2 separate regions of the Homo sapiens genome follow, and region 1 is linked to region 2. The links are chromatin loops, found by intact Hi-C in ENCODE. Cell type or tissue: dorsolateral prefrontal cortex. All regions are shown on one strand. Each heading gives the region's core, and the rest is flanking DNA. Links, peaks and the distances in the headings are about the cores only.

Region 1 (11,074 bases), core at 1,216-9,215, 52 kb after region 2:
AATAAGAGAATTCAATAAGATCATTAAATTACAGGGAGGGGACTCCCACTCTAGAGATGAGAACAGGGGCCTCTTCTGGCATTTCTGTGAATGTGTAGGAACTGTCTCGGATTCAGATCTCTCATTTACAGAATACTTGGTACGGTTCAGTTATTTCCATGCTAAGCACTTCACATGTGTTATTTCATTTATTCCTTACAGTCACCTTATTTTATGCATGAGGAAACTGAGAGCTCAGGGAGAGACGAGGGAAACTGCAACCCAAGTCTATGGTTGTTTGGATCATGGATATGTCTCCAGATTAAATAAAACTTCCAAATGATCGATGCCCTATCTGCTTTATTATTTCTGGGATCCTGAGTACTTTTATGCTTGGAAATATGTCCTGCTGTCGAGCAGGCCACACCCCAATCTAAGCCAGCTGCCAGCAAACTGAGCAGGAATGCTCCTGTAGAATCAACAGTCTGAAAACCCTCACCTGAGACTAAACATGTGCTTGGCAATATCATCATGAAGAGAGGTAAATGCTGGCAGGCTGGTGAAAACTATCATTTCTTTCCCCAGAGGAGAGGTAGTTTTGGTCTCTTGGAGAGATGACACTGATAGAGAGGGAATTTAATGTTGAAAATGTCTGAAGAGGGGCTGGGAGTTGCCCTGAAGTTTTGCTGGGGAAATGAGAAGTATGAAGACATTAACCATAGTCACGTAATCCAAATGCAACAAGCACTTCAGGAATGTGTTGACAGTGTTGAATCCCGCCGAGAAAGAGTCTGGAGACATCACGGCTAGCTCATGCTTGGAGCTCAGTGGAAGTCACGCCCCAGAATGGGCCCATATATGCAGAGATGCTCAGAGCTGAAATCTTCTTAGGAGTGAATTGGGGCTATGACTTTCAAAGTGGTGGTTAGCATGAGAGTCAACAATACTAATGAAATTAAGTGATGTGGGCTGATTTCCAGTTAAGAGGGTAACAACTTCTAATACAGCTTTATCTCAAGGGAATTACAAAAGGCTGGAACTTAGACCCAGGGACAGTATCACAGAAAACTGATACTCATCAATCAATGCTTACATTCACAAGCAACTGTAACCAACTTTCCAGTATAAGAACAAGAGAGAGGAAGAGAATTACAATGAAAACTGTGCTGAACAAGATGGTAAATGTGCATCTGTGGTTTACAGAGAAACAAAAAGTCCCAAAGAGTATCGATAAATGAATATAGCAAAAGCCTCCCTTATTGCTTTCAAAAAGGGCTTAGAGAGGACTGACAATTACTGCCTTGTTAAATGCTGACATGTACGGAAGTGGTCAGAAGAAATCTGACGTGCGTGTTTGCAGGTATGCTTTCTGGCTCACCTTTTTGCCGTACGATATGCCTCAAGGCAAAACACAAGAGGGGCCAGAGACATGGAGACAAAAGAGAAACTCAAATGTAGAGTGTATGGAAGACAGAAAATCTGAGAGACACTATCATTTAGTAAATATTCATTAGAAGAGTTCGGGAGATACTCATGTATCCCAAGAAGAAAAACAGCTGATCTTGGAATGAAGAGGGGAGAAAAATATTCTTTAAAGTAGGAGTCCGTGAATGCAACAGCTCTGGAGTCTCTAATCAGAAGGAGGCTTATGTGGCAACATGCTAAAGATTTGCAGAAAACATTTACCTCTACACATCCATCTACAGAAATGTGTTTTCATACACGTATATCCAGATGTTGACACACCCACAGTAAGGTATCAACAACAACTTCACGTGTGCTTACGTAAGAACTTTCCATGACTCTGTAATAGAGAAAGATCTTTCTGGTTCTACTGATTTTCAGTTCTCAGGTCAATTATCCATTCTTAATGTCTTTGCATTTCTACCAATCTAGCTGTTAGAATTCTTCATTGAGGACATGTTTAGCAAAGACCCAGGTACAAATCCCTCCTCTATGCATTCACACCTATAATTAAAGCAGGGGTCTTCATGCAAACACATGATTTTTCCCTCCCCAAAGAGTCAACACAGAGTTCTATCATATTAAAGTCCTCATTTACCTTCTTATGCAGGGGACTCTAGCAGTTTTTCACACTTAACTAGCAAAATATCGGAAAAAAGGAAAGAGTTCTGACATGGAGCACCTCTAACTGAACTACAGGGAAACAAAACAAAATAAAAAGAGTCATCTCTTCTGCATTGTAATCTCGTTTTCTACAAGGTATGGGAGCTGCCTGTCACTCTGATACTGTAGCTATTGAGCTGTGCAGAATCTCAGAGCTGAAAGGGACTTCAAGTGTCCCTCTCCCCTGCTCCCCAACCATGGCGAACAAGGTCAGTTTCCCTCCCAGGCTAGTCTTGTTGCACAAGGACCAGGCCTCAGGCTCCCGGCTACACCTTTTGCACAGGTGGACTCACGCACAGGGAGATACAGGACCTGGACTGACCAGAGGAAAAACAATCATCCTCCAAAATCTGACAGTAGACTTAACTTTGAAAGAAATCTGATACAAGATTTGAGAGACTTCATTTCTCCCAGGCCTTTTGGTGGACATACTATTTTACTCTTGGTAAGACAGTCAATCTTTCTGTGTCTGTTTTCCAAATGAGAAACTGCCTCAATGTGTTTTTCCCTAACTCAAAGTGGCCTGCACAGAGAGGGAAATAATAGATATAAGACTGTGTTGAGCTCTTTGGATAAAACGTACTAGATGAAGTTTATGGTTATAATTACTGTTATTGACAATCATAATTCAGACTCCCTTGAATTACAAATCTGTTCTGGTTTTCTAGTAACTTATCCTGATTACCATGATTATGATTTTAAATGTTTTGGACGTGTGGTCACTCTAAATCTCTCCATTTGGCAAGAGTGCCACATGTCTATTAATTTAAAAAAGAGCAATAGCCACAGACTTCAAAAAGTTTCTCCCTCTCAAACATTACTTTAAATGTGATAAGGTTTTATGGGATAAAACTAGTACCAATCCCCTCATATTAATGAGGACATTCAGACTTAATATGCTATCAATAAAATGGAGAGCTGGAATGTAAGAACATCAGCCCACAAACCTTTACAAAAATGTAGTCCAAAGACCTTACATAACTGAGTCAATCATTCAAAAAGGAGGAGAGCCATTTCTACAATGATAGAATTTTCTCTGGTCTTTGGTTCTTCACTGATAGTGCCTGGATGATTCTGTGGTGGTGGTTGACAAAAACCACACAGTGCTGAAAAGTGTTCCAGGGGTTGTCCCCTCCAACCTCCCCAGAGTTACAAATGTGTCTAGGGCCCTGCAAGGCAGAAGTCATTTGCTTATGGAGCACACAGATGGCAGCCAGCTTTTACCTGCACATGATGGGCAGCACTGTCCAGGGTGAATGGTGGGGTTGCCACAGGCAGGCACCGGGCAGGTGATCAGGGCACACATTTCCCGTCCATTGAGACAGTAGCATTCCCGGCACCCATCGTGCCAGCTCTCCTCATTTTTATGATGATGACCATCCACGGTGAGACAAGTGCCCGACAGGATGGGTGGCCCAGCTGAAGCAGAGGCCTCTGGACAGACAAAAGGCAGCCTGGTAAAGAAGTGGCTACTGCACAGGAGAAACAGGCTACAGAGTCTGTACATGGACTGGACCCCAGCCACCAACAATTACGTCTAACACAGGACAGTTTGTGACATGGGACATGTTCATGAAAAGAATTTAAGTCAGTATGTTCTCAATCTTGAAAAAAGAAAAGAGAGAAAAAAACCGGCAAATAGTTTCTCTCCAATTCGTGGGATGATCGCTGATTTTTTATTCCTTCCACTGTACTTTCTCATATTTTATACAATAAACAAGCACTGATTTTATAACAAATTTTACAAATATGTTGAATGTATTCAGAAAAATCGCTCTAGAAGCTTCATCCAATGGGGACATCCTGGGCCCCTTGCAAATAACAGAGTTTTGTTCAGCAGAACAATTAAAGCAGTGACTAGATTTTTGTTTACTCCAACCCCTTAGAAACACCATTAAGGTGGTAACTGTCCAGTTTTGAAAAATCGTAAAACAAAGTTTAGGAATCTTTTATAGTTTAATCTGTGCATCATGCTGACAAGTACAACATAAAAAGGGATAGGCAGCAGGGCTGGAGCTGGGGTAAAGGCAGAAACGGCGGTCAGGGTGCATGCTCAGTGGCTTCAGGAAGCTCCCTGGAGAAGCCTCAGGCAGCAGGGATATCCAGGCTCTGTGCTTATTCACAGCTGTGGGCTGGCATGTGCTTATTCAGCCAAAGGCTAAATTCTCATGGAAAACTGTTATCTGGAAATACAGCAGCTAACTTCTGAGCTATACCCACCCTCTAGAACTTTGAAATGGGGCTATTTACTGTTGCAGTTTTATTAATCTTACTCCTGAACAGAGAGAAGCTCTATAGAGGTTCAGATAATTGTGCTTTAGGCTAAAGTTCCTGATAGAAGTAAAAAGAGCTAGGAAGTGATTAATTTAGTCAATGTGCTTGTCCATCATATACTTACTTTACATTCTATTCTGAGCTTTTACTTCATAAAAATGAAAGGAAAAGGGAGTCCTGTGGGACGGTCCCACAGAGACTGACATTTGTGTTAGAATAGGCAGCAACCACCGAAACCATTTCATTACAGGGTGTCCTTATGTTCCTTGTTTCGGTGCCCCTGGCTGCTTTGAGGGGGAAGGGCCATGTGTACACACTTACCTCTGCACTTGCAGATAAGACAGCCGTGACTGTCCTGCTGGAAACCCAAGGGGCAGATCTTACTGCATGAGAGCTCTGGACATTTCTTACAGCGACAGATGTCACAGCCGTGCTTATTCTTCCTGGGTAATTAAAATTTTGTCAGAGGTCAGAAAATCACAAAGTCTCAAATGATGCCCAAGCACTCAGACCAAGGGTCAATAAAGTGATATTGCTATTAAACAGAATGACTTGACTTTTGCTCTCAAAGATTCCTGGAGTGATGGGTAATTAGCTCCCTGTGGCCATTACCACCACTTACTCATGACCAAGGCAGAGAGTTGCCCAAGCACTTACGTGCTTCTAGGATGTGGCTCTCAGAATCTCAATGACATGACTGTTGATTTAATTAGGGAGAGTGGTACACCACAATAAAAAGATGAATGTGCAACTCCATGAATAGGAAAGTGAAGGAGATTTTGTTGGTTTATCTGTGTACTCATTTGTTTCTCCATCCATCCACCCACCCACCCACCTACGATCCATCCGTCCCTCCCTCCCTCCCTCCCTTCTGGAAGTATCTGCTGCATGCAGAAAGTAATTCTTTAGTCAGCAGGTACATAAAAGGGGCACCAACTGCTGCCTTCATCCTGACACTCCCACGTGGTGTCTGGCCAAGAATTCTCTTTTGGTGTGTGTCCTTAACACATGTGTTCTAGCCAGTATAATATTCAGTTGTCCAAGGTGTCCAACTGGGTCCTCCCTGAATGTGCTGACAGGAATACAAAGTGAAATCTACAATCTCCTAAGAGATTTTTCTCCAACATGACGGTTGGATTTGAACACAGCCTTGATTCTGAACTGTCATGATACTGTAGCAAGTGGTTGAAGCTACCTACTATTGTGATACAACTACTTCATTTTATATGAGCAGTTAGGCTAAGACATAATACTCTTATTGACATCATATTCTTATTTTAGGATTAAGAATGATGATGATTCATTATTTTATTTGGGGAATTTTACGGAACAATGTTTCCAATTTAATTATCCAATGAAAATTATAAAGACGACCCCTCCCAAACCTAGAATTTTTAAATGAAGAATGAAAAAGATGACTGACAGAAGATGGGAAAGAGATGATAGGTCTAAGTCCCTTATAATTACTAGCACTAGGCCAGGCACAGTGGCTCATGCCTGTAATCCCAGCACTTTGGAAGGCCAAGGTAGGCTGATCGCTTGAGCCAGGAGTTCCAGATCAGCCTGGGAAACATGGTGAAACCCCATCTCTCCAAAAAATACAAAAATTAGTTGGGCATGGTGGCGCATGCCTCTAGTCCCAGCTACTCGGGAGGCTGAGGCTGAGGCTGAGGCTGAGGTGGGAGGACTGACAGCCTGGGAGGTTGAGGCTGCAGTGAGCCATGCTTGTGCCACTGCACTACGGCCTGGGTGGCAGAGCACTACCCTGCCTGAAAAAAAAAAAAAAAAAAAAGAAAAGGAATCTAGCACTACATAAACATATCAAATTGGAAAGACAGATTGAAATGAAAGAAAGACAGCAAAGGGAAAAATATAAATTAAGGTGATTTTTCTAAAGGCATCAACCTGATATAAAGGCAAATATAGGTGCTTATACAGACACGAAAGAAACAAATATGAAGTGTCTATTTCCCCCCCTGGAATAATCTAGATTCTCATGGGGTTTGACTCAATAAAGTATATTAAAAAATAAAAGTAATGGCCCTTAGCTCCAAGAAAATTCATAAAAATCTAACGCTAGATAAAGAAAAAAATACGAAACGCTGACTAGTTCCAAGGTGAGACACCTAGGCATGGCAGCTAAGGATGCACTGTATTTCAAGTGAGTGGGGGGTCGGTCTTCAATTGATCTTAAAGTATGTGTTAAATAAATGATCACAAATAGACCTTGGGACAGGTGTGAAGAGTTGTAGCACTTCCAACACTGGGACCTCACAATTCCATCTCCTAATCTTGCCAGCAGTGTCTAAAGGACTCTGCTATGGGAAAGTCTCATATAACAGGCACAAAGGGTGTGTCTGGCCCATGTCCATAAAAAGTAAAAGTAAAACTTGATTCTTTTTTTTTGGAGATACAACCTTCTCCCTGCTTTCTGAATCACCTAACAAAACAAGTATAGACATTCTGGGCTCAATATACCATAGATTAATTCACAAACAACATATAAAACAAAATGTGTAGAAACATTTCACCAAGTTGCACTTCATAATAGCTTTTCTGAATTAACAAATACGTACAGCAATCCAAGTGGACAATACTTGTCACAGATTATGGGTCTGCACTTCTTGGGCCTTGGGCGGCACTCACAGATCTCACAGTTTTGGGCATCAGTAAGGAAACCGAAGGGACAGTTCAAGGTGCAGCCTTGTTTACGTTCTGAACATAGTTCCTCGGCTGTGAAGACACAGAGACGGCATGTTTCTTCCAAAGATGAACAGAGCAGAACACTTCGATGCTGAAATACGGTCCCTGAATCCTCCACTCTTCCACAGATCTCAATTTCTCAGCTCTACCATGGCACTGGTTATCATTAAAAAGCATAGACTGTGCTATTTCATGGTTATCACATGACTCCATGTTTTGGTAATAATAAACAAAATAAAGTCCAACTTTGAAATGCATAGATTTCTAAAGTGTACTCAAATCTGGTAGGCTCTGAGTGAACAGCAGGCTGATAACTATTACAATTAATGACTGAGATCATTTTTCCATGAACTTTATAAATCACTTCAAACCACTGATGACCATTTACATTATGTGGGAATTAGAAATTTACAGTCCAATTTTCATTATATGTTTTATTTCTATTGCATGTCCATAATAATGCATGTCCTTTTTTCTTTTGTTGGAGACAGAATCTCTCGCTCTGTCATTTAGACTGGAGTACAGTGGCGTGATTTCGGCTCACTGCAACTTCTGTCTCCTGGGTTCAAGTGATTCTCCCACCTCAGCCTCCCAAGCATCTGTGATTACAGGCATGCACCACCACGCCCAGCTAATTTTTGTATTTTTAGTAGAGATGCGGTTTCGCCTTCTCTACTAAATGTTGCCAGGTTCTTCTTGAACTCCTGACCTCAAGTGATCCGCCAGTGTCAGCTTCCCAAGTGCTGGGGTTACAGGTGTGAGTCACTGCGCCCATCCCATAACGCATGTTTTTAAATATCCACATGACAACTACTTTTATGGGTGTTAGATGCTATCATATAATACTGCATATTGTATGCAGCATAAGGGATTTCTTACTATTACTTTCAAAAAAGTACATCTTTTACAAAATGATAGTAATTAAAATATTCAGTGTTACATTTAGATATGTTTTTTCTCTATGTGCTGACAAATACCCCTGTATTTGGATATACTTACATAATAGGCTTTTTAGTTCACAGGCTAAAAAATGTGTGTGTTGAAAAAATACTCATATTAAGGTTTAAGTAACCACTATTTGAAGTGTTCAAAGTATCCCGTTAGCAGAATCTGGAGTGATGTTTAACTGTCCTCTGCTAGTCAGTTACAATACTATTTTAGAAGAGCAAAAAGGAAAGTAGCAATGGTGACTAGCAACATTACTGAAGTTATTAGCCTAATAGAAGTCTTCTAAAATGATTTTAAAAGGTTATATAGGGCTTACGAGAGAAAAGGGAAATAGAAATGTTTAAGGTTAAAAAGAAAAAAAGCATGCTTAATTATATAAAGCAAGCAAGTTGAGACCTGTGTGAATTAAATATAGAATTTGAAAGACAATCAAATTTAAAGAAGGGAAGTTAATATGGTGATGGCCAAAGTACAGCAATGTTTGAATATTGTTCTACATGGACTGGTGAAATGGGAAGCAGAGTCTAATTATTGGAATGATGAACAAATTTTTATTTTATCTGGCCGTCCTTTAAGCATGAATATTGTAATAACACAGAAGTCACTGGGAAAAACAGAACGCATCTGTCCCCTCAAAACACACTTATATTATAATCTAAAATTAAAACTTAACTACAATGAATAGGTGAAATGGGTCCGTGTTTTACATAAATATTTCAAGATAGCATCTTTTGTGAATCTCAGTTGGCAATATTTGCATATTTAATTTGCTATCTTTTAAGAAGGAAAATGTGATTTATGGTGTAATTTTCTACTCTGTCATTATCATAAACCTTTTATTACACATATAAATATAACCTCATGTGCCTGTATTACACTGTAAAGCAACTGATTACTAATTTGCATCCTTAAAAGAGAAATTCTAAATGGTTCATTTAGAAATTTGTAATTATATGACTTGAAAGGTCATAATTTTTCATTCCCCATTATTAAGGGAATGGTGAAAAAAGAAGACTTTATTAGTCATGTTTCTCTAACACAGATGTCAATTGTGAACCCATTTTTCTGTCACAAGAATGCTTAGGTCATGGCTACAAATGAATTATGTTGGGAAACAGATGAATTAAAAACACCCTGAAAACCTCCCAGAGTCAGTCAACATCCCTTGGGATTAAATTCCCTGCAATTTTGGAGCCTGAGCACCTTGGTGCCTTTATTTTTCTGGTCCTGCAATAAAGAAGGAGTTTTTCCACAGACCTTGATCTTGAATGTGCTTCACCTTTAAAGAAAACTGTTGTGTCTCCATTCAAGTTTAAACAATGTGATAAAAACTAGTCTGTAATCTACCTCTGCTTTGCAATGGAATGGAATTTCAAACAAAGGCTGGTACATTTAAATAAAAATACAGGACATTCATTAGAAGGAGACTGGCTATGCCTCCTAGGAGTGGGATGCTCTAGTGCTGCCCTGAATTGGGACCATTCTCCTGCATGTTATGCTCTGGCCCATCTACATTCAGCTTCCCAATAGAGGGAGCTCTAGGCCCAGGCCCTAGTATCTTTAGGCACACACTGTATAGGGACAACCATGGTATTTGGTACAGAGTGGGTATTCAACAACATTTGCTAACTAAATGCATCAATCAATGTTCTTGTTACCTACTCCTCCACTGTCATCAAGACTGCTATATTATCAGAGAAATGACAGCATGAAAATAACTTACTCTGATAACATTGAAATTTTCCTGAAATACTAGCACTTGCCAAAACATCTCAAAATACCATCTTCTAGTTCAGAAATAGACAACATTAAAAACTGGAAGGTAGTCCTAAATCCACATATGTCAATTATGAAGTTTTCTTAAGAGAAATGCATCATCATAGCAAACATTTAAATAAAGAGGAGACTGACTGCGGCTGGCTGGAACCTGTAATCCCAGCACTTTGGGAAGCTGAGGTGGGAGAATTGCTTGAGGCCAAGAGTTTGAGACCAGCCTGTGCAACATAGTGAGACCTTGCCTCTGCCAGAAAATAAAACATTAGCTGGGTGTGGTGGTGAGTGAATGTAATCCCAGCTACTTGGGAGGCTGAGGCAAGAGGATTACTTGAACCCAGGAGGTCGAGGCTGCAGTGAGAGCTGTGACTGCACCACTGCACACCAGCCTGGGTGACAGGGTGAGAACCTGTGTCTAAAAAAAAAATAAATAAATAAAAACATAAATAAAGAGTAGAAAAACAGTATTCATAGAAGGGTAGGGGTTTATATGTTTGTTTGTAAAGCTTTAGTACATCACTTGAGGCAACCACGCAGAAAAAGGTGGCTTTATGTTCCTAATTTTTCAGCGTCATGACTTTACCGTGATCTAAAATTGCTTTCTAATACATGGGGAGAAGTTACGATTGAAGAGAAAGTGATGAACAATGGCAAAGTACAGGGCCTGTACAGCATGGCCGGTCGATAGCAACTATGTAGTAAAACTCTGTTCATTCTGGAAAAATAGGAATGTTTGCTCCTATGCTCAAAACGTGACACAGCTGTCGGGGGCGCCATTCATTATATATAAATACAACGTAACCTCCATGGAGAACACACTGTGGATGGTGTCCCCTAGAGGAGTACTGCATACTTCTTTGCTGTAGTACAGCAGGTCCTCAAACAGCAATGGTTTTGTTCAACATCATTGTGTCATAACTTTTAGGAGGGGAATAAAAACCAGTTCTCGGTTGGGGCCACTCTCTGTGTGGAGACTGCATGTTCTCTCATGCTGTGTGGGTTTTCTCTGGGTACTCTCACATCCCAAAGATGTGCACGTTAGGTGAACTGGGGTATCTACATGGTCCTAATCTGAGTGTGTGTGTGTGTGTGTGTGTGTGTGTGTGTGTGAGAGAGAGAGAGAGAGAGAGAGAGTGTGTGTGTGTGTGTGTGTGTGTGCACCCTGCAATGGGATGGTGTCCTGTTCAAGGTCGATTCCTACCTTGCAGCTTGCAGAGCTGCTGGGATGGGCTGTGGCCACCCTCAACCCTGGACTGGAATAAGCAAGTTG
Region 2 (11,074 bases), core at 1,652-9,651:
TGTAGCATAGTGTTCTCTAGCTCTTTTCTTTTTATTGTTCAGAAAGACCGAATTATTTAAGTGTTAACTTGTTTTCTGTTTAAGCTTTTTTGCTGATTCTGTGCTTAGTCATAGATAGTAATGTCTCTTTATGTTGTTTTCAGTCCTATCAGCTAGGAACTATAATCGGGGATTTATTTTTTCTCAGCTGCAATTTTATTTATATTAGAAGAACTTGAAATGCTGTTTTTGCTGTTCTGGAGAAAAGTAGAAAGGTGTGGTTATTTCTCTTTGGGAGTTGTGTCTAAAATATTATTCTATCCTTTTTATTTTTAGGAATTATAGCCAATACTTTTTTGAATATTGATATTTGCTGAGCACTTTGCTAGGTACTTGCATGGATTATTCCATGTAACCTTCACAACAACTCTATAAAGAAGGTATTATTGTTATTATTTCCATTTCATAAATGAGTAAACAAAAGCTTAACAGGGACCTTAGCTCACAGAACCAGCATGCATTGGAATGAGGATGTGGAGTTATTTAGAGGTGGATGGAAGGATCCTTGGCTTGAATTTTCGTTTTCTGAGCTTTGCAAGGATGTTGTAAATGGGCCTTGGGGATCTTGGCCCATTTCTTCGTCTTTCAGATTTTGGTGAATTTTTATAAATCTATATCCTGTTTATACATTGTTGCTACTGGTTTTGTCTGAGAAAAGTTTCCAGATAAGGACTGATTTTGAGACTTTCAATACATACTTATGCCAGGGAAGGAAACAACCACGAGGCAGTGGTGAGTATTCTCAGCGTAAATACTGGTGTTGAAGCTGTGTATTGAATACCCTCTTCCTCCGTCCTTGCCACATTACTTTGGCATTTGTCAGTAGTGAGGGCAACAATAAAGTAAATACTGTAATGCTTAATCATTTCCCTGCTCACAAATGGGCTCCTATCAAAAATTCCATCCTGAGAGGGGGCATTTTATAGCACTATTAACTCCTTCCTAAAGACGTAGTGGGAAATGGATGAATCAATTACAAAATAACTTCAGATTCAGAATTTTCACCAGTTCTTCACTTTGAATTTGAACACTTGGATTCTTTATTTCAAACTTGGAAATGGTAGATTAAATGGAGGGAGGATTGGGTTTTCTGATATACTGCGTTATTGCAGTTATTTAAATTAAACTGTAACAAATTGTTTTTTCTTTTCTTTTAAAAAATTATTTACTTATTTATTTAGTAACAAATCTTTAATGTCCTTCATTTCATTCAGCATTCATAACCCTGAGACTTAGTTCTGTTGGCGCTTTGGTATGTCTTTGGTACTTTAACCTTGAGAAATGTTATCAAAGAAATGCTTCCCTCCCTTCCCCCTCCCACTCTGTCTCCCTCCTCCCCTACCCCTTCTGTCTCTCCCTTTCCTTGTCCTCCTACTTATAAAATTTAAGCATAGAGAAAATCTTCCCTCTGGCCCAGTTAAGCACCATAAGCACCTAATAATACCGCATCTGCTCTCAAGGTTGTAAATGTAGTGTTTCTAAATGAGGTGACGTTTACTAAAAAGTATATTTAACCTGCCTCTGAGGTTTTATCTTTTTAAAATTCATTTTGCCTTCCAAAAGGGTGTGTTATTTTTTGGAATTTACAGGGCAGCTATAAAACAGAATGCACAGTATGCTCTACACAGCTCGTTTCCTGTTTCTTCCTGGTCTCACTGCCCTGGTCTCTCTTTTCCTTTATCCTTCTAGTTCACTGATCTCCTACTTGCTACTCTTTGATTATCCTAGCTAGGGGTTTGAGATTTCTTTTTTTTTTTTTTGAGACAGAGTCTCGCTCTATTGCCCAGGCTGGAGTGCAATGGTGCGATCTTGGCTCACTGCAACCTCCGCCTCCCGGGTTCAAGTGATTCTCCTGCCTGAGCCTCTCGAGTAGCTGGGATTACAGGCACCCGCCACCACGTCTGGCTAATTTTTGTACTTTTAGTAGAGATGAGGTTTCACCAGGTTGGCCAGGCTGGTCTCGAACTCCTGACGTCAGGTGATCCACCCACCTCGGCCTCCCAAAGTGCTGGGATTACAGGCGTGAGCCTCCGTGCCTGGCCGGGGTTTGAGATTTCTTAGTCACTCCATTGTTTTATGTTTTATAAACCACGCCAACAAGATTATTTCATTAATCTCATCTTACTTTCCTAGACTAGATTCTTCAGTGGACTTTTCCAGAACTCCGTTGTTCACTCTTCTGAAAAATAACTTGATGTTCTGTCCTGTCATCTTTATTCTGTTCATACTCCACTTATTTTGGGCTTTTTTTTTTTCTTTCTCTCCTGCAAGAAGTCAAGACACCTCATGATATGGTGAAACGATCATAGGCTCTAAGGCTCTTGGGTTCTGGTGTTAGGAGTGTCACAGCCTCAGCTTATGAGACGTTTAAAAATGACTGCTATGGCCCAGGCACTATGCAAGCTGCGGGGATGGAAAGATGCCTAAGACCTGTCTCTCCCTTCAGAATGTAGTCATTTCCTCATAAGAAAATGAAGCCACTGGACTCTGAATGTATCATCTGGCTGTGCAGTTCTGCCATTCTGGAGCACTCATTTATTTAGTCCTATAGAGAGAGAGAGAGAGTGTGTGTGTGTCTATGCGTATGTGTGTGTTTTTAATTTGCTTAATAATGGATCTTTTTGATTGAATTAATCCATAGACTCGTAGGATTTACAAATAAGAAGACGTTTAAAGTTAATATGATTTAATCATCTGTTTTACAGGTGAGGTAACAGGCCTTGGCAGTAAAGTGACTGCCCTCCTGTCACACAATTAGTGGCAAAGCTGGGAAAGAACCCAGATCTTCGATTTCTAATTCAGCACTTTTCTGTCCAAGTTGACCGTTTAAAAATTTCTTGATTCTAAGACTTTTGCCTGAGCTATGATTCCTGGTTTCATACAGAAATCTGGAAGTATCCCACTGGTATTGGTAATGATCGCTGTAGCGTTTTGCAGGTTAAGTCACTGACTATCAGTCAGATGCCTCCTACATACTGGTCTGGTTTTTGCTTTTTGGAGCATATGAAAGAAGTATCTGACATTTTTTTTTTTCTGTCCTTAAGGATTTTGAGAACTTGAGTTGAATTTATGAAAAATTAACCTGACCAGAATTTTCATTTTTCTTTCTTTATTGTTTCTCTTTAGATCTTGTGCACTCTACCTCCCCATTAAAAATATCTTGATTACTTTTTTTTTTTTTTGAGACGGAGTCTCGCTCTGTCGTCCAGGGTGGAGTGCAGTGGCGCGATCTCGGCTCACTGCAAGCTCCGCCTCCCGGATTCACGCCATTCTCCTGCCTCAGCCTCCCGAGTAGCTGGGACTACAGGTGCCCGCCACCGTGCCTGGCGAATTTTTTGTATTTTTAGTAGAGATGGTGTTTCACTGTGTTAGCCAGGATGGTCTCCATCTCCTGAACTTTTCTTATACTACTATTAGGCAAACATTAATTGATCCACAGTTGTGTCCCTGGCATGGGTGTTAAGGATGTAGAACCAATTTCAGTTTTCCAGGAATGTGCTGCCCATGGGTTGCAGATTGAATGATGAACCATCCAATGTGCTTTAGTGCGGTGATTCTCAACCAGGCCAATTTTGCCCCCCATGGGACATGAGTCAATGTCTGAAAACATTTGTTGTTGTCACAACTGGGCAGGGTGGGGAAGGATGGGGGTGGTACTGCTGGCATCCTGGTGAACAGAGACCGGAGGTGCTAGTGGAGATCCCACCCCACTACACTGACCCCCGTGACAAGAATGATCTGACTGGAAATGTCAGTAGTGTCAACGTGGAGAAACCTAGGTACAGGGTGTGATAATTGCTATATTCAAAACAACTACCACGTTTTTAGTGTTTTCTGAGCCTGGCTCTGTTCTGTGGTCAAGGTGGACATATATTACTATTGCCCCTAGCTAGGTTTAGGGGTCTGGGAAGGCTGAGTTGCACCCGGAGGTCAGGTAGAAGGAGGAGGGAACAGGCACAGACAGCAGAGGGGGTGGTGTGTGCCACCACTTGGAGGGGACAGTTAGGGACATCTGGGGAAATGCAGGCTGCTCATTATGGTGAAAGCTAGAAGGTGAGGGGGCAAGAAACTCAAGAAGAGGCTATGGAAATTGCACAGTGGAAGCTGGAAAATGGATGGCGTCGTACGACATTCTGAGGCACCTGGTTTTTGTTTAAAGGGTTTAGAGAACCAAAAATGGATTTTAGGTCAGGTAGTTACATGTTTGGGTTTGTCTGTTTTGGAAGAGAACTTCAGTGGTTTCAAGGAGAACTAATTGGAAGGAGGCAACTGGAGATAAGTTAATTAGGAGGCTGTTGCAGCGATTTCATGTAAGAATTGAGCCAGGGAAGTGAAAGTAGGGATGGAAATATAAATAGTTGAATTTCAGAGATATTGGTGAGGTTGATTGTTTCGGACACCAAAGAAGGGAGGAGTTAGGGTCAGGTCATTGATTGTTGACGAGGGCAAACATAGATAAAGCACATGTGCCCCTTCCCCAAAGGGAGGTATGTAAATCTTGTCAGCAGTACCTGCTTCTAGCTTCAAGTCCAGCAAATGAGGGGATGTCTCTCTTTTCCGTCAACCTATGGTCTGAAAGTTAAGCCAGCCATTGCAACACATTGGCACACAACGGGGGAGAGAAGACAGGGTTGCTGCAATAACATCTTATAAAAAGGAGGAGAGAATGGACATATTCCATAGATGCTGTGTTCCATCCCATTGAATGAGAATTGCAAGACCTCCTGCACACTAGCTGTGGCGTGAACTCCCGAGTTGGCCCGGTTGGCTGCTTTTGGTTTTGTTCTCTGAGAAGATCTCCCTTGTCCATTGTCCTTTGTGGCTCATCTAGGATGGGTGTATACGTCATATTTCAGCTCAGATGTCATCTCCTCAGGCAGCTTTTCTCTGGCGTCCGAGTAGAAAGTAGGCATCCAGTTTTTAATCGCCTTGCTGGAGCTAGGGATAGGGCATGTGTTAGTTATCTGCAGCATTCGCTTCATTTACGTGTTGTGCTTTTTGTGCCCCCTTATGCTGGAATGTAAGGTCAGGAGGGTGGGAGGGGCCTTGGCTGATGTGTTCACTCTGAATCTCTAATACCTGGAATGGTATCTGGCTCAGGATGTTTTTTGAAAGAAAGAGGAAATGAATGAACGAGGAGAATAAAATGCTGAAGGAGGAACCGGTTTTTAAATTTTTTTGTTTGTGTTTTGGTGGGGAAGAGGACATTGAATTCAGTTTTGGATATGAGTTTTAGAAATATTGATATTAAATATAGACAGGAACATAGGCTTGTCAATAGGCCATTAAACATACAATAGGTACAGATGTCCAATTGGCCATTAAACATGCAGAGTGAAGCTCAGGGAAATTACAGTAAAGATAGCTAACATGTACTGAGCTTTGCCATGTGCCAGTCTCTGTTCTTAGCACTTTACTGATCTTAGTAAAGTGGAGCTATCAATTTATGGAAGCAGAAGATGAAGCTATTGATTGGTAATACCCAGAGGGGGTGCATGATAATTAAATAGGGACAGAATCCAGAGGCACAGCAGCATCTGAGAGGTGAGTCAAGAAAGAGGCACAAGATCCTAGGGAACACTGGCATTTAAGGGATGAGTGAAGAAAGTGGCCCCTCTTAGAAGAAGCAACTAGAGAGCAGGAGGGTTGGGGTGAGGGAAATCTGGGAGAGTGTGGTGTCTCTGAATCCAAGGAAGCGGTTCAGGGAGGAGGGATTCCTGGATGTCTCAGAGATCTGAAAAGTGGCCGTGGTCTTCCAGATCAAATAAATGATGTTGGGAAGAGCTGTTTCAGGAAAACCTTGGGAAAGGAAAGAGGTTGAGGGTTTGAGAATTTCGGGATGCTGTCAGGAAGGAGCTAGTAGAGAGGGAGAGTTTGGAAATGCAGTGGAGGGAGAATATTGATGCTGCCTGACTTCTGGGGAGGTAGGAGTTGATTGCAACTGAAGCGTTTGATAGGAGCACGTTCTCAGACGTAGATTTTAGTTTTTTTTTTTTTTCTTTTTTTTCCTGTAGAACCTTCTGATTTCCTTGTTCTGTAATTTTCCAATGGATCAAGAGGCGATTGAACTGTACATGCTGCACATTGCTTCCCTGGTTCATTGCCAGTGAAAGAGCTGGGGACAGTAGGGTCTTGTCAGCTGCAGCCACTGACTCAGCAGCCATCAGCAGCAAGGACAGAGGTTCTGCTGCATTCCTTACTTTACCTTCTTTCACTGGCATCAGCTGTTAGTTTTGTTTTTCCAGGTTACCTTGGCTTCCCATGGGGTTGCATTTTCACTAATTTCCCCTAAGCCTAAAATTCTGGTGGCACAAAAGCCATCTTTCACAAGTAGTCAGGCTGTCAGTAGTTGAGATGGCTCAGTAATGTCTGCAACCACACATTTAATAAAGAAAACCTAAATTACATCTGCATGTTACGAAATTGAAACTGCATCAACTTTTGTTTTTTCTAGTGACAGGAATTGGCTTTCTGATTGCGAAAACAAAGCTAGTGTTTTTGGAATGTGCTTTCCAAATAGAAAGTGTGTCTTAGTTTCCTGATAGGTGGATTCTGAAACTTTTTATCTAGCTTTAGATTTTATGAATTTGTATCTAGCTTAAACATGCTCATAGATAATGGAGCCAGGTAATATAGACTAAGTACTTAAAAACAAGTACTCTTCTCTTTGTCACATTTGAAAGAAAATATATTTTATGAAAATAATTTAAAAAATAAACTGACTTGGTTATTTGAGAATAGTTTCTCATAATTGTTATTATATACTCTGAAGCCTAAGATGTTATCTCATTTGATAATCTGCTTAAAAAATATGAATGAATTATGATAGCATTGGAAAAATTTACAGAAATAGTTTTCTGTAGGTTTTTGTTTTATAACTAGCCTCCTCCATCAAAGCTAATAGTTATGCTTTCAGTGAAGTGAAGAGTAGTCAGCAAAGTATCTTGACTAGACATTTGATTCTTGCTGAAGCAAAACTGGCTTGCAAATCTGGGAAAGGCTAGGTAGGGAAGTTGGATGGTTTAGGAGGAGAGGCATATTTGTACAGTCTCCTGTAAGGTAGTAAAATTTGGAACTCAGATTTTCAGTAACTCCATAGAGTTACATGACTGATACAGAAGCACATAGCTCCCTCAGTGATTCAGCCTGTTGGCATTTCTTAGCTTTTTGTTATCAAGACTTCTTTACGCTCTTAAAATTTATCAAGGACCCCAAGAAACTTAATATTAGCCATGTTACAAATTAAAAGTGATAAAATTAAAAATATAAATTCATGAAAAATACCAAAAATAAATTCATTATAAAGAGCATATATTTATGAAAAATAATATTTTACAAAATCATGAAAAAATATCATTGCTGTGCATTTTTGTCAATCTCATTAACATCTGGCTTGATTAAAGACAGCTAGATTCACAAATGTGCTTCTGCATTCAGTCTGTCATTTGGAATATTTCACTGTAAGTCATGAGAGAATGAGAGTAAAAAAGACAACTTATATTTTAGTAGTATTAAGAAAACATTTTTGAACTCCTGAACTCCTGAGAGGATTTCAGGGACCTCTTGGCAGGAGTTGGGTGGGAGGGGGTCCCTGGACTACACTTTGAGAACCACTGGATGAAACTATATGTATTTCTTGATGACCATTCCCTTGGTTTCCTTTCTTCTGCCCCTTGGGGCCTGGTAAAATATTCTTTATGTTGACTCCTCAAATGTGTTTACTGATTTAAATTTCCTCTATAAAATTCCAGGGGAAGGAACCATCAAGTGAGTCAGGCCTTCACTTCCTTTTCACGAAGCCTTTCCCCTTAATTAGTCATGCTGTAAGAATCCATCTCACTCCTTTGACTCAGCCGCCATAGAGGTGCCACCAGACGCTTTTTACTATGCTTGATGACATTGTAGACTGGTTACAAATCAAGATAAGTTGTTTAGGAAAAAAATACTCCCTTTTCAGTACAAAGAATTCTAGGAAGTCTTGGAGGTTGCTGGGAGAAAGAAAGTAGAATTGTTTCCTAGAAACGGAGTGGAAAAGTCTTTGGAGAAGTTTTTGGGGGCCTGGCTGGCACATGGGATCCACTCTGCTCTCCAGGAAGCGTATGCCATCTTCTAGTTCGCATTTCTGCACCAAGGCAGTGGCAGGTGGCCCGAAGAGTGAGTGGGAAGCAATAATCAGCTCTCCAAGTAACAGCATTTTCATTTGCTAAATGTTATGTTAATGTTCTCCAAACTGATGGTAGAATTATACAAACTTAGGCTGAAAATACGCATACTGTTCATCTTAAGTTTTCAGACTTCTGATAAAATGTAGGTAAATAATATCAAAAAGTATCTTAAAAATTACACAGTAAATTTTGTATAGAACAAATATGTGTACAACTTACAACATTTACATTGGAACAATTAGCTACATCAGAAAAATGCCTGCATGAATATAGTAGCATAAAAACAGTTGCTTTTGCATTTAACTTGCAAAGAAATGGAAGCAACAGCATTTTAAAAAGAGCATGGGTTTATGTGCTTTATCTGGATGAGTAGTGGCATTTTCTAACTGCTTGCCTCTTGGGCACATAAGTCATCATGGTACATTCTTACTAATAGACTTTGAACTTCTTTCTCTGTCCTTTTCTTCTGGGCCGTATATTGCCGCCTTTAGCGCTTCAGCATGGAAGGGATCTCAAATGTCATTCAGAATGGCCTCCGCCACACCTTTGGAAATTCAGGTGGAGAGAAACAGGTGCTCGGTTATCCTTATTTTCCTCATTCTCTGCTTTTTCATTTTCTGTGTAAGTGAAGATCCTGAAAGCTGGTAGTTTACTAATTTACTAAGACCATTGCTTAACGAGAGAAATAAAAGTTTATTATAAAAGTTCATTATATTTATAGTCTTGATAATGAACAGAATTTCCCTTTGAGGAAAAAGCATTTTTCAAATTCGACAATAGATTAAATGCATTCTTAAGACGTGTTTTATAGCTCCATTTTTCACTCTTAGTTTTAAACAAATATTAACATTTTAACATAATGTATTGCATGTGTAGAAAATCTGCTTGTGAAAATAACTAAACTAAAATATGTGACTCTAATTCTAAAAGTCTAAGTCGCAAGATGTCATTTTTGGGGGAAGAAGGCCAGATGTCGGTATGTTTGAGACTAGAGTTCTAGGTCAAAAATATGTATAGAGTGTATCTTACCTCCTTTAAATGAAATTCATGTGTTTTTAAGGTGTATTGCATAGTCAGCCAACTCAGTTGTCTGCCAAACGAGGCATGCGACATTATTTATACAAAATTATACACAGATATGAATATATAATCAAGTATCTAGCAATTTGCTTTTTATTCACATTTTTGTATAATGATTGAAGGAATATCATGAACATGGGAAACATTCACATTAATGGGTATGCTTAAAATTACCTTTCACTATATGAAATTTTCACCTTGAAAAAGAAAAGTCTTTAAGTTAGCTCTTCTGTGCAGATTAAGAAGGTGTACAAAATGTAGCTTGTAGGAAGTTTAGCAAAAGAACGCCTAGATCAAATGCCTGGAGTTTTTACTGCAGGTAGTTAAGTGTTTCTCCGGAAGGGAGATCATTCCTATTAAAGAGGGAAGCCTCACACTGACATTTGCAGCTCATCAATGAGCTCCATGAAGGGATGTTTGAGTTTTTGTTTTCATTCCGTTGCCTCTCACCTCTCTCAACCTCAAAAGAAGACAAGGAATCTTCCAGACTGTCAGTGGAGCAGGGAGGCCTGAAGATGCAGCCAGGTAGCCAGAGAGCGGGCCAGGGTGCAGCCGCCTGGTGCCTCTCCAGGTTGCCTCACACATGCAGAGTGAAGCCAGGAGGACATCATTTCTGGCCTTTTGTTGTTGTTGTTCTTTACAAAGAAACATTCGATTATACAATTGGGCATCACCTGCAAGAAGTCTACGTCAAAAAGACGGTGGGACACTTAACGTGTCTCAGAGATTGAACTATGCAGTTTTACCACTTTTCTGGACTTAGGGATCCAGTTACTGTAAAGCAGCTTTCTTTATCCTGTTTTTCAGTTATGGGCAGGATAAGATCACTCAGTGAGGATTAGCCACAGAGCTGAGATTTAGGGCACGAGGTTAAATAATGGGTGGAGCTAAGAGATTCCAGGTAAAAACCACTGGCTTTCTATATGAGCATATGTGAAATGCACGGAACTATTTTTTTGGTGGGATGGTAAGAACAGGAAAATCTGGACAATCATTTATGGATTATGCTTTCATGGGATTAGTTAAAAGACATGGCGCTGTTACTTGTGAGCCTTTACAAGTAGTGAACTAGGAAGTTTATCTCAATTTCAGACATTAATTTTCATTATTCATTTCCCCTTAGGCCATTCTCTACTTTAACTTTTCTCCTTTAATGCCTAAAAACGTTTACAATGACTTACCCAATAATTTAAAATAATAGTAACGCATTTCTAAAACGATTTAAGTGTGTCTTTGTTAGCTTCTGAAAGAAGCTAGTGTGTGTTTTTCAAAGTTGTCATGTTATATATGTGGACCATTTGTTCAACCAGAATAAAAATGGTCTGAAACAGAATTATTTTGCTGTTGGAAATTACTTTATTGTGCAGAACTGTTAAAACTATGTTTTTAGTTTAAATTGCTATTTTTAAAATGTGTTGAAAAATATGCAAGTAGAATGTGAGATAATACTTCACTTTAAAAATGAACAAATTGAGTAAACCATCCTCAGACTTAGTCCTATGAAATTTTCAATAACTGAAATGCAAAAAGGTGGTTGTTTCTGTTGACATTAGGTTTGTATGAAGCAAATAGAGGTGGGCAAAAAAAAATGAGCTCCATCTGAGATAGTAAGATAACTTTATTCCCATACAATACCTGTGTTTTCATTACCAAAGTAGCTTGTGTTTTATATTATCAGATAGACCTTCTAGTAACAGTATCAAATTTTTTGCAGATAAGGTAATTCCGATTTAAGTGACACTTTTTTTTTTTAAACTTGGCAGTATTTGACTACAGTCATTCCTTATGAG

The links. Hi-C counts contacts between places; a loop is a spot of excess contacts. Peaks named below come from ENCODE experiments on the same cell type or tissue, not always from the same donor. Only the 100,000 strongest peaks of a DNase experiment are listed, where the experiment ranks them.
Region 1: a loop joins it to region 2, with 2.5 times the contacts of the local background. A loop is called at or near these places in 2 of 110 quality-filtered maps.

Annotation. Positions count from the first base shown.
Region 1 is chr2:36,506,022-36,517,095 of GRCh38, reverse strand. CRIM1 (cysteine rich transmembrane BMP regulator 1) reads right to left here. Exons shown (of 17, transcript NM_016441.3): 9 at 6,957-7,113; 10 at 4,702-4,823; 11 at 3,331-3,540. Among named protein-coding and RNA genes, the nearest start is that of FEZ2, 87 kb to the left of the region's middle. RefSeq lists an enhancer at 9,159-9,703. In dorsolateral prefrontal cortex, for the core only: no CTCF peak of the experiment used is centred there; no DNase peak of the experiment used is centred there; H3K27ac peaks cover 370 bases.
Region 2 is chr2:36,558,487-36,569,560 of GRCh38, reverse strand. It overlaps FEZ2 (fasciculation and elongation protein zeta 2), which reads left to right. Exons shown (of 8, transcript NM_005102.3): 6 at 11,048-11,074. Among named protein-coding and RNA genes, the nearest start is that of FEZ2, 34 kb to the left of the region's middle. RefSeq lists an enhancer at 7,284-8,483. In dorsolateral prefrontal cortex, for the core only: no CTCF peak of the experiment used is centred there; DNase peaks (open chromatin) are centred at 4,800, 6,160 and 8,154; H3K4me3 peaks cover 1,865 bases; H3K27ac peaks cover 4,629 bases.